Linked DNA regions of Homo sapiens: region 2 is linked to region 1. Evidence: chromatin loops called from intact Hi-C (ENCODE). Cell type or tissue: CD4-positive, alpha-beta T cell. All regions are shown on one strand.

The links. A loop is a pair of places that touch in the nucleus more often than their neighbours do. Peaks named below come from ENCODE experiments on the same cell type or tissue, not always from the same donor. Only the 100,000 strongest peaks of a DNase experiment are listed, where the experiment ranks them.
Region 2: a loop joins it to region 1, with 5 times the contacts of the local background. A loop is called at or near these places in 2 of 110 quality-filtered maps.

The regions. Positions count from the first base shown.
Region 1 is chr9:31,117,197-31,122,196 of GRCh38, reverse strand. LOC105376009 (a long non-coding RNA gene) reads left to right here. Exons shown (of 3, transcript XR_929539.2): 3 at 2,185-3,143. Among named protein-coding and RNA genes, the nearest start is that of LINC01243, 260 kb to the left of the region's middle. In CD4-positive, alpha-beta T cell, a CTCF peak has its summit at 2,102 (motif pointing left); a DNase peak (open chromatin) is centred at 2,106.
Region 2 is chr9:31,320,600-31,325,599 of GRCh38, reverse strand. No RefSeq gene overlaps it. Among named protein-coding and RNA genes, the nearest start is that of LINC01243, 58 kb to the left of the region's middle. In CD4-positive, alpha-beta T cell, no CTCF peak of the experiment used is centred here; no DNase peak of the experiment used is centred here; H3K27ac peaks cover 1,637 bases.

The sequences.
Region 1 (5,000 bases):
TTTGCCCAAAATGCTTATAGTGATATGGACAATAAATCCAGGCTGAGGTAGTCTCAGATGGAGATGAGGAACTTGTTGGGAACTGGAGCAAAAGTGACTCTTGTTATGATTTAGCAAAGAGACTGGTGGCATTTTGCCCCTCCCCTAGAGATCTGTGGAATTATGAAATTGAGAGAGATTATTTAGGGTATCTGGTAGAAGAAATTTCTAAGCAGCAAACATTCAAGAGGTGATCTGGGTACTGTTAAAAGCATTCCATTTTAAAAGGGGAACAGAGCATAAAAGTTCAGAAAATTTGTAGCCTGATGATGCAGTAGAAAAGAAAAACCCATTTTTCTGGGGAGAAATTCAAGCCGGCTGTAGAAATTTGCGTAAGTAGTAAGGAGCCTAATGTTAATCCCCAAGACCATGGGGAAATGTCTCCAGGCCATGTCAGAGAGCTTCACAGCAGCCTCTCCCATCACAGGCCAGGAGGCCCAGGAGGAAAAATTGGTTTCGTGGACCAGGCCCAGGGTCCCTGTGCTATGGGCATCCTAGGAACTTGATGCCCTGTGTCCCAGCTGCTCCAACCATGTCTGAAAGGGGCCAATGTACAGCTTGGGCTGTGGCTTCAAAGGGTGGAAGCCCCAAGCCTTGGGAGCTTCCATGTGGTGTTGAGCCTGCAGGTGCACAGAAACCAAGAATTGAGGTTTGGGAACCTCTGCCTAGATTTCAGAAGATGTATGGAAATGCCTGGTTGCCCAAGAAAAAGTTTGCTGCAGGTAGGGAAACCTCATGGATAACATCTTCTAGTCCAGTGCAAAAGGGAAATGTGGGGTCAAAGCCCCCATGCAGAGTCCGTACTGGTGCACTGCCTAGTGGAGCTGTGAGAAGGGGCCTACCATCCTCCTGAACCCAGAATGTTAGATCCACCAACAGCTTGCACCGTGCACCTGGAAAAGTCACAGACACTCAACATCAGCCCATGAAAGCAGCTGGGAGGCTGTACCCTGCAAAGCTTCAGGGGTGGAGCTGCCCAGGACCATGGAAACCCACCACTTCCGTCAGCATGACCCGGACGCAAGATGGGGAGTCAAAAAACATCATTTGAAACTTTAACATTTGACTTCTCCGCTGGATTTTGGAATTGCATGGGGCCTGTAACTTCTTTGTTTTGGCTAATTTCTCCCATTTGGAATGGCCATATTTACCCAATGCCTGTATCCCCATTGCATCTAGGAAGTAACTAACCTGTTTTTGATTTTACAGGCTTATAGGCAGAAGGGACTTGCCTTGTTTCAGATGAGACTTTGGACTGTGGACTTTGGGTTAATGCTGAATTGAGTTAAGACTTTGGGGAACTGTTGGGAAGGCATGATTGGTTTTGAAATAGGAGGACATGAGATTTGGAGGGGCCAGAGGCAGAATAATATGGTTTGGCTGTGTCCCCACCCAAATCTCAACTTGAATTTTATCTCCCAGAATTCCCACATGTTGTGGGAGGGACCCAGGGGGAGGTAATTGAATCATAGTGGCTGGTCTTTCCCATGCTATTCTCGTGATAGTGAATAAGTCTCATGAGCTCTGATGGGTTTATCAGGGGGTTCTGCTTTTGCTTCTCCCTCATTCTCTCTTGCTGCCACCATGTAAGAAGTGTCTTTCACCCTCTTCCATGATTGTGAGACCTTCCCCAGCCAGGCGGAACTGTAAGTTCAGTTAACATCTTTCTTTTGTAAATTGCCCAGTCGCTGGTATGACTTTATCAGCAGTGTGAAAACGGACTAATACAGCCCCTAATAGAAAAATCAGGCACCACCTCAGCCCAGAATTCAGTACTCATTGCTCTAACTCTAGCCTTACAATTGGGAGCAGGCATGAGGCTTAAAATTTACAGACTCAGCCCATGCTTTCATGTAGTACATGCTCATGATGCTATTTGCTGGAAAAGAGGATTTTTAACAGCCCAAGATACTCTAATTAAACATGCTCCTGAATTTATGGCCCTATTGGAGGCAATTATACTTCCTACACAGGCAGTATCTTTCACTGCAAAGCCTATCAGAAGAACAATGATGAAATCTTCATTAAGAACAACGGGGCTGACAAATAAGTAAAAGTGGCAGCCAGGCTCCCCCTTCAGGCAGTTTTATTTCATACCCCAACTCCCTGTCTCTAACTTACCCTGGTTAAATTTGTTTCTTCCAGAATGCAGCAGTTGCACACCAAGCTTCTAAGGATGCAAGAGTATCAGCCAATGATACCCAGACACCTCCACGATTCTCCTTTAGACTTCGCTGGACGTCAGTTCCTTATGGACATCCTCTTCTCCCTGAGTCCCATCCTCCAGCTATGCCCAACAATTTAAGTACCATAACCCAAGACAATGACTCAGAGCATCCCCTGACAAGCCAACAACCTTAGGAATGGTCAGTTCTATGCCCAGGGTAGCAGAAAGTAGTTGGAAGATGAGACCTCTACCCAAATAGCACAGATTTGTCACTGTTGTTCTGTCAGGAGGGAAATGTGTAGCCCTAAGGAGTTAAAAGAAAATTGAAAAATGGGTTTTGCTGGCAGGAACAGAAACAGGGTAGAGGGGAGCAAATGTTCTAAGAAACAGGGTCAACCTCAAATGGCTCACTAGCATCTAAGCATCCTTTTACAAGCACCTAGCTCACAGCCCACCTGCATGCTGTCTGCAAGTACTCAGCTTAAGCAGCACGACCTTAAAAAATTTTCCTCCAGCCCCTGCCTCTTTGCAGGCAGCTTTCCCTCTGCTGTCTTGCCTACTGCTCTCTTGCAACATATTTTCCCCTTTTCTCGAAACAAATCTGCCTTTCTAAACTCATTACTGTCTTAGTAAATTCTTTTATCACCTATGTGCCGGCCTCAGACACTCAGTGACCACCACAGCATATGCATGTATTATGTATATGTATGTATCTTGTGTATATTTGTATCTTATGTATTTATGACATTATATAATCTTGCATATATACCTAATAAATATACAGTAAGTACTCACTTAGTGTCATCAATGGGTCTTGGAAACTGTGACTTTAAGTGAAGTGTTGTATAATGAAACGAATTTACTACAGGCTGATTGATATAAAGAAGAGTCAAGTTACTCCGGCATATTTCTAGTCAAAAAACATCATGAAACTTCTAAATAAAGGTGAAAGCCTTCTAATATTTAACACTGAAATAAATGGGAGCTATACATATATTTAAGAAAGATAAATAAAAGCAAGTAGGATGATTATTTACCCAATTATTTCAGTTCAGAATTGTGGGTGGCCAGAGCCTAACCAGGCAATTCGAGACACAAGAGAAACCAATCCTGGACAGGACACTATCCCATTGCAGAGTATACTCTCACACACTTCCACATTCTTACATGTGGGGACAATTTAGACACTCGTCCAATTAACTGAATGTGCATATCTTTGGGATGTGGAAGGAAATATAAGTACTTGGGTAATGCCCATGCAAAGATAAGGAGAAGGTTCAAACTTCACGAAGACAGTGGCCACAGCTGAAGACGATATTTTTTATCATAAACATTCTATCTTAATAACGTTGAACAATATGAGGTTGAGGACCTGCTGTATATATTTTATAAATATAAGTATATAAACACACACATGTGCACTTATATATGCACACACAAAAACACGTACACACATACACACTTACAGCTTATAAACCAAAGTCAACATCTAAAATCCTGAATCCTTTCCCAATCAATGCCACTGATTACCAGCAGAGCCTAATATTTTTTTCCTGATGTTAGCTTAGCTAATAATATCTCAATTAATAAGAAAGGAAAGGAAAGAAAGCCATTTTGTAACCAAGAGATTTTTCAAAGTTTTGATAATTTTTCTTTGACTTTCTAAAAGTAAACAGAATAAAATCTGTCTTAACAGTCTCATTACTAAAATGTCTTAATAGCCTCATAAGCCATGTGATGTTCCACATAAGCTGTCTCCAGTTTATTCCCTTTCATCCTGCCCTGCATTCACTAACCTCAGAAATGCTTGACATAAACGAAATTCAACCCCTACTAAGAGTTTTTGCAGCCCCATTTCCTTCATTTTCCACCCTATCCCTCCAATTTTAAGGCTGTCCCCAAATTTTAATATTACCTTCTCATGGAGATCTTTTGCAATCACCTTGGTAAAAGCAATACACCCAGGGATTTCCTATAACACTATACTATTTGACTTACACAACATTAATTAAGATGTAAAGTAATCTTAATTCACGTATCTATCATCTGTATTGACAATAAAGGATAACTGAGTAATTTTTTTAAGAATGGTCTCTTTATATTTTGTTCATTATTCTATCCCAAGTCTCTAAAATAAGGTCTACCACTTAAGAGGATTTGATAAACATAATTGACCAACTTCATACCATTTTGGTTTCCTAGCAGAGAAACTGAGAGGATGGAAAGGTGAAAAAGAGAGCAATGTTGGAAAGTGTGCTGCCGTTCTGAGAGTTCAAAGCTAATTCTATTTTTATGCAATCACCGTATCTATTTTATATCTTGGATATCTCTGATGTTTTGTTGATTTTATACATTAATGATATCATTTGTTTATCATATGCCATATATATTTTAAGTGTTTTCCCAGGTTGCTATTTTTTAAATGTATGTTTATGGTACTGTTTGTTTTATAAGGGTTTTTTAAATTTTTGTCTTACTCGTGTCTTTAATTCATTTTAGGCAAGTTTAGTGATATATAATTTATAAGCCATTAATTTCACCTAATATGTGTGACTTAATAATTTTTAGTAAATATATTGAACTCTGCAACCATCAGCACAGCAAGTTTTAGAACACTTCGCTCATCCCCAAAATGTTCCATTGTACCCACTTGCAAACAATACTTTCCCACTCTCAGTTCCATGGTGGGAATGTAAACTACTTCAGCCACCATGGAAAGCAGTTCAGATATTTCTCAAAGAACTTAAAACATAACTACTATTCAACCTAGCAATCCCATTACTGGTTATATATC
Region 2 (5,000 bases), 200 kb before region 1:
CCAACCCCCGGGCCATGGACCAGTGCAGATTTGTGGCCTGTTAGGAACCAGGCCACACAGCAGGAGGTGAGTGGCTGGTGAGAAAGCATTACTGCCTGAGCTCTACCTCCTGCTCGATCAGCAGTGGCATTAGATTCTCCTAGGAGCGTGAATCCTATTGCAAAGTTCACAAGCAAGGGATCTAGGTTTCATGCTCCTTATGGGGATCTAACTAATACCTGATGATCTGAAGTGGAACAGTTTCATTTCAAAACCATTCCCCAACCCATTCCACAACCCCCCATGCATGGAAAAATTATCTTCCACAAAACCTGTCCCTGGTGCCAAAAAGGTTGGGGACTGCTGTCCTAGACTACAAACATGTATAGCATGTTACTGTACTAAATACTGTAAGCAGTTGTAACACAATGGTATTTGTGTATCTAAACATATTTAAATATAGATATGTTTATAAAGATACAGTAAAATATATTGTACTAAATATTTTAAAATTGTACATTTGTACAGGACACTTACCATAGAGAAAGCTTGCAGGACTAAAAGTTATTCTGGGTGAGTCAGTTAGTGAGTGGTGAGTGAATGTGAGGGTCTAAAACATTAGTCTACAGTTCTGGAGGCTTTACGATACTGTACACTGAGGCTATCCAAATTTATATTAAATACTTTTTCTTCAATAATGAATTGACTTTAGCTTACTAAAACATTTCTACTTTATAAACTTTTAATTTTTAAAGAAGTTTATGAGTCTTTTATAGTAGCACTCATTTTAAAACATCAATACATTGTACAGTTGCACACAAATATTTTCTTTATATCTTTATTCTATGATTTTTTTCTATTTAAAAATTGTTATTAATTAGTTATTTTTTTAAAAATTTTGTTAAAAACTAAGACTCAAACACACATATTAGCATAGGCCTACACAGGGTCAGGATCAATATCACTGTCTTCTATCTCTACACTTTGTCCCACTGGAAGGTCTTCAGTGGCAACAACATTCATGGAGCTGTCATCTCCTGTGATAACAATGCCTTCTCCAGCAGTAACTCCTAAAAGACTACCTGAGGCTCTTCTTGAGGTTTCACTCTTTATATAAATAAGTATTATGACATTTAGAAACCCACAATGTTATTAACTGATAGGAATTTTCAGCTCAATGATAATATTATGGGACCACTGTATTATATGTGGTCCATTGTTGAAAGAAAAGTTCTTATGCAATACATGACTGTACAACAGCATTCAAAACAGGTTGGGATTTCATTTCCTCCCCAGGAGGTAGCTCCCTGCCCTGTGAGCTCCTCACCATTCTGCTACACCAAGTGCTGTAAGCCCTGCAGTGGAGCCTCTGTACTGACAGAAGGAACCTTTCTTCTAGATAAAGTGACACTCTCGGCAAAATAAAAGTGTGGTTATGAAAAAATAAGTATGTAAAAGACAGTGGAAAGAGAGATCAGTGCAATGGGGAAGAAAAACAGAGAACCAGTAAGATGCCACACCTGCACAAATCAAGATAACATAAAAGCCCTGTTACATGTGAAAAAAAAATTAAAAACCCTCCAGGTGAGTAGTACTAGGGCTTTCCTTTGAAGTGCTGTGGACAAATATAGGAACACAGGGTAGGAAGTGTTAGAGAATCCTGAGTCTAAACAGGCCTAAGAGATCTCTAGCACTTCCTGTACTGGTGTCTTCAGGAGATTGTGGTTTCCTAAGGGCTTTACACCTTTGTGATTAGGATAAAACTTGTATGGTTGCCTTCGCAGCAGACTGAGCAGTTAAGTATTCCTCCTTAAAAGGCTAAATATGCAGAAGTGATAGTGACATAAAAGCTGCTGTCATTTAGTTTGGTTTAAAATGTGTTATTTAAGGGATATATGGATAATAAGGGAAGTTGGAAGAGTAAGGAGAGGAATAATAATCTGAGAATAAAAGATTCACTCTAGATGGCAGGGAAATGATAGCAGTTGCTCGAGGAAGAGATGCTCTGCTCTTTAGGTAAATATTTCAGAAATTCTTCATATTCTTCTGTAACTTTTATTATACATATAATTTTATGCTTCTATAAATGCTCCAAACACATAAATGAACACCTAGATGCAATTCATATCCCTTCCAGTTTAAAAAAGTAAATTTGTCTGCAAAAAATAACCCAAAATGCCACACAGCAAAATAAGAGCAATTTGGGTTTAAAAGAAGAGTCTGACAAGTGGGAGAGAAGACAGACAGCACTACATGACCTCCAGCCAATTTCCTCTGTCCAGTTGAAGTGATTATCCACATATTATTAAGATTGGTATACTTTTCATTACAGGCACTGTGTAGAATTTACACAATTTTAATTATACCATAATAGAAGAATTTGTTTCACTCAAATAACATTTTTCTTTCTTGCAGAAGGGCAAAAATACTGTAGCAAAGATTCTAGTTCCAGGCAATAATTTCAGGCAAGTGCTTCTCTTCACTTTCTCCTAAAATGACTAAAGAAATATAGATATACTTATCTTTAGACAACTGGGAAGGGTGACTTGTACAGTTCTGAAACTTGAAAATTTCTATTAATAAGGCAGAGGAAATCAGATAGAGGGAAGATTTGATCAAGGACATGTTATCACTCCACATGACAAAAGCATGTGAGTGATGGGGCAAGATCTGAGGCAGAATATTGCAAATCATCCAAAGGTGAGAAACTGAGTAGAGATGAGAAGGACTACAGTGAGACAATGAGACAGGGGACTTGGGCAATGCAAGTTTTATATGTGACTTCAGAGATGAAATATGTTCTGGAAATCAGCCAGTAACAGATGCAGTGAATATTGTGCAGAGGAAAGTGAAGGAATGCCCGTGCTCTAAAAAAATTAGCAAATAATATTAATAATGACATTAAGTTCTTGCAATGGCAACGATAAAACCAATGGCAACAACACTGTGTCGCAGCTATGGATGACTTCTCACAGAACACTGTAAGTGTTACAAACTCTTTTACTCCCATTACCTTCTTTCGTGGAACCTGACACTACTGGGTAACACGAAAAGAGTCATGAGAACAACCTAGTGCTCAAACTGATAAAATATTACTGATTCCAAACTATCCTGTGAAACACCAGAGGGAATCAATTTCACTCGTTCTCCATCCAGAGTTTCTTCCAGGCAACAATTTTATAAAATAGAGTGGCTGGGACAATGCAGGCGAGAGACTTTCTGATTCATGATTATGAGTGGACTTTCACCTAATTCATTGGGAGAAATAGCAAATGCTGAGAAGCTTTGTTGTTTACAGGAGGATCAAAGAAAATCTGCTCTGCATGACTGCCAGTCCTTCCTTCATGACACCATTCTTTCCCTATTGCACTGTGTTCACTCAAACTTCGCCAGGATTCCTTCTATATTTTAGCCAATAAAACCACATTTCTCTAACACTATTTTCTCACATTTCCTTTTGATATATACATTTATTTTTGCTATACTCTGATTAACGCAGGGAAGGTATCCCATAACCTGATTTGTGCTACTTCAGTGGTTTGGTTTCAGATGGACCATATATCTATTTGGTCAAATTTCAACTATAATGATGGCAGCAGCAGCCCATCTGGAGCAGCCACTGCCAAGAGGGTGGCTGCAGCAGGGGAGGCATGGCTGGGCTGCATGCTCAGTGGAGCCAGTGGGAGCCGGGAGCAGGCAGGAGCCCTGCCCTCCCAGGCACAGCTGCAACCACCCAGGCACAGCTGCAGACCTGGGCCTCCCTGTGCTCTTGGAGGCTGGGAGCAGGTGGGAGCCCTGCCCTCCCAGGCACAACTGCAACTGCCCAAACTGTGACTGCAGACCTGAGCAACTCGGCATTCTCAGAGTCCTGAGAAGGCGCCCCCATTCCCACAGGCTCAGAGGTGTCTGCTCCTGCTTCCTGGCCTCTCCCCACTCTCAGCTCCTGCTCCACTCTTGGTGTGAGGTTGGGGCCAAACCTGGATGCTGTTGCAGCCTGGGCGGGTGTTCACACACTCGGAGCAGTGCTGGCATGCCAGCCTTCTGCCATCTTGGCCTCTTCTGGACTTTGGGCACCGATGAGCATGGGAGTGAGGCTGAGAGGGGGCTGAGGACAGCTGGGAGCTGACTTGCAGACACCCTTGTCACAAACAGGTGGCAGGAGGCAGCCAGGCTCCTGGGCGGAAGGAGGTGGGTCCCTGTTGAAGCCCCACCTTCAAGCCTGGGAGAGCCTAAAGCCTGGGGGCTGGGCTGCTGGTCCTGCAGACCCGAGGTGAAACTTGGGCATACTTTTTCCAGGCCCACCATGGCCACCCATGAACCAATCGACATGCACTTCTTCCCCTCCAAGGCCCATAAAAGCCCTGGAATCAGTCAGACTTGAGACTACAGGATGACCAGTTGTAGAGAGGAGCTACCCATTTTAGGGTCTCCTCTCTTCTGAAAGCTAAACATTTGTCAGGACAACCCGCCTGTGGAGAGAAACTACCCAGTGTGGGTCTCCTCTGAGCTGTTCTGTCCCTCAACAGAGCTCTTCTTCACCTTCCTCACTCACCACTTGTCCGCGTACCTCATTCTTCCTGAATGGCAGGACAAGAACTTGGAACCCACCGAATGGCAGGGCTGAAAGAGCTGTAACACAAATAAAGCTGAAACTGCCCCTTGCTCGCCACATTGCAGGCAGCAAGAAGGAGAGAAGCAGCTGCGGCCCTTTGAGGATCCCAGACCTGGGAGCTCTCTGAGCCAGGGCTGTCACACCCTCTTTGGGGCTCTGCAGTTCCTGGTGTCTCCAGGCTTCCAAACACCACTGCATTCCCAGGTGCCAGCCATGGAAGCTGCTTATGGTATGCCTGGTCCAGCCACAGCCTTGCAGGGAGCTGGCACCCATGCCGGCACCTGGAACTGCCCGCCCTTCCACAGCTAGCATCCCTGGCTGTGCGCAGTGGCCAGATCCTATGCTCCCACACACACCCGTGGCCGTTCCATGCCTGGCAGGTGTGGGATCCAGTCCAGTAGCGTGAGCC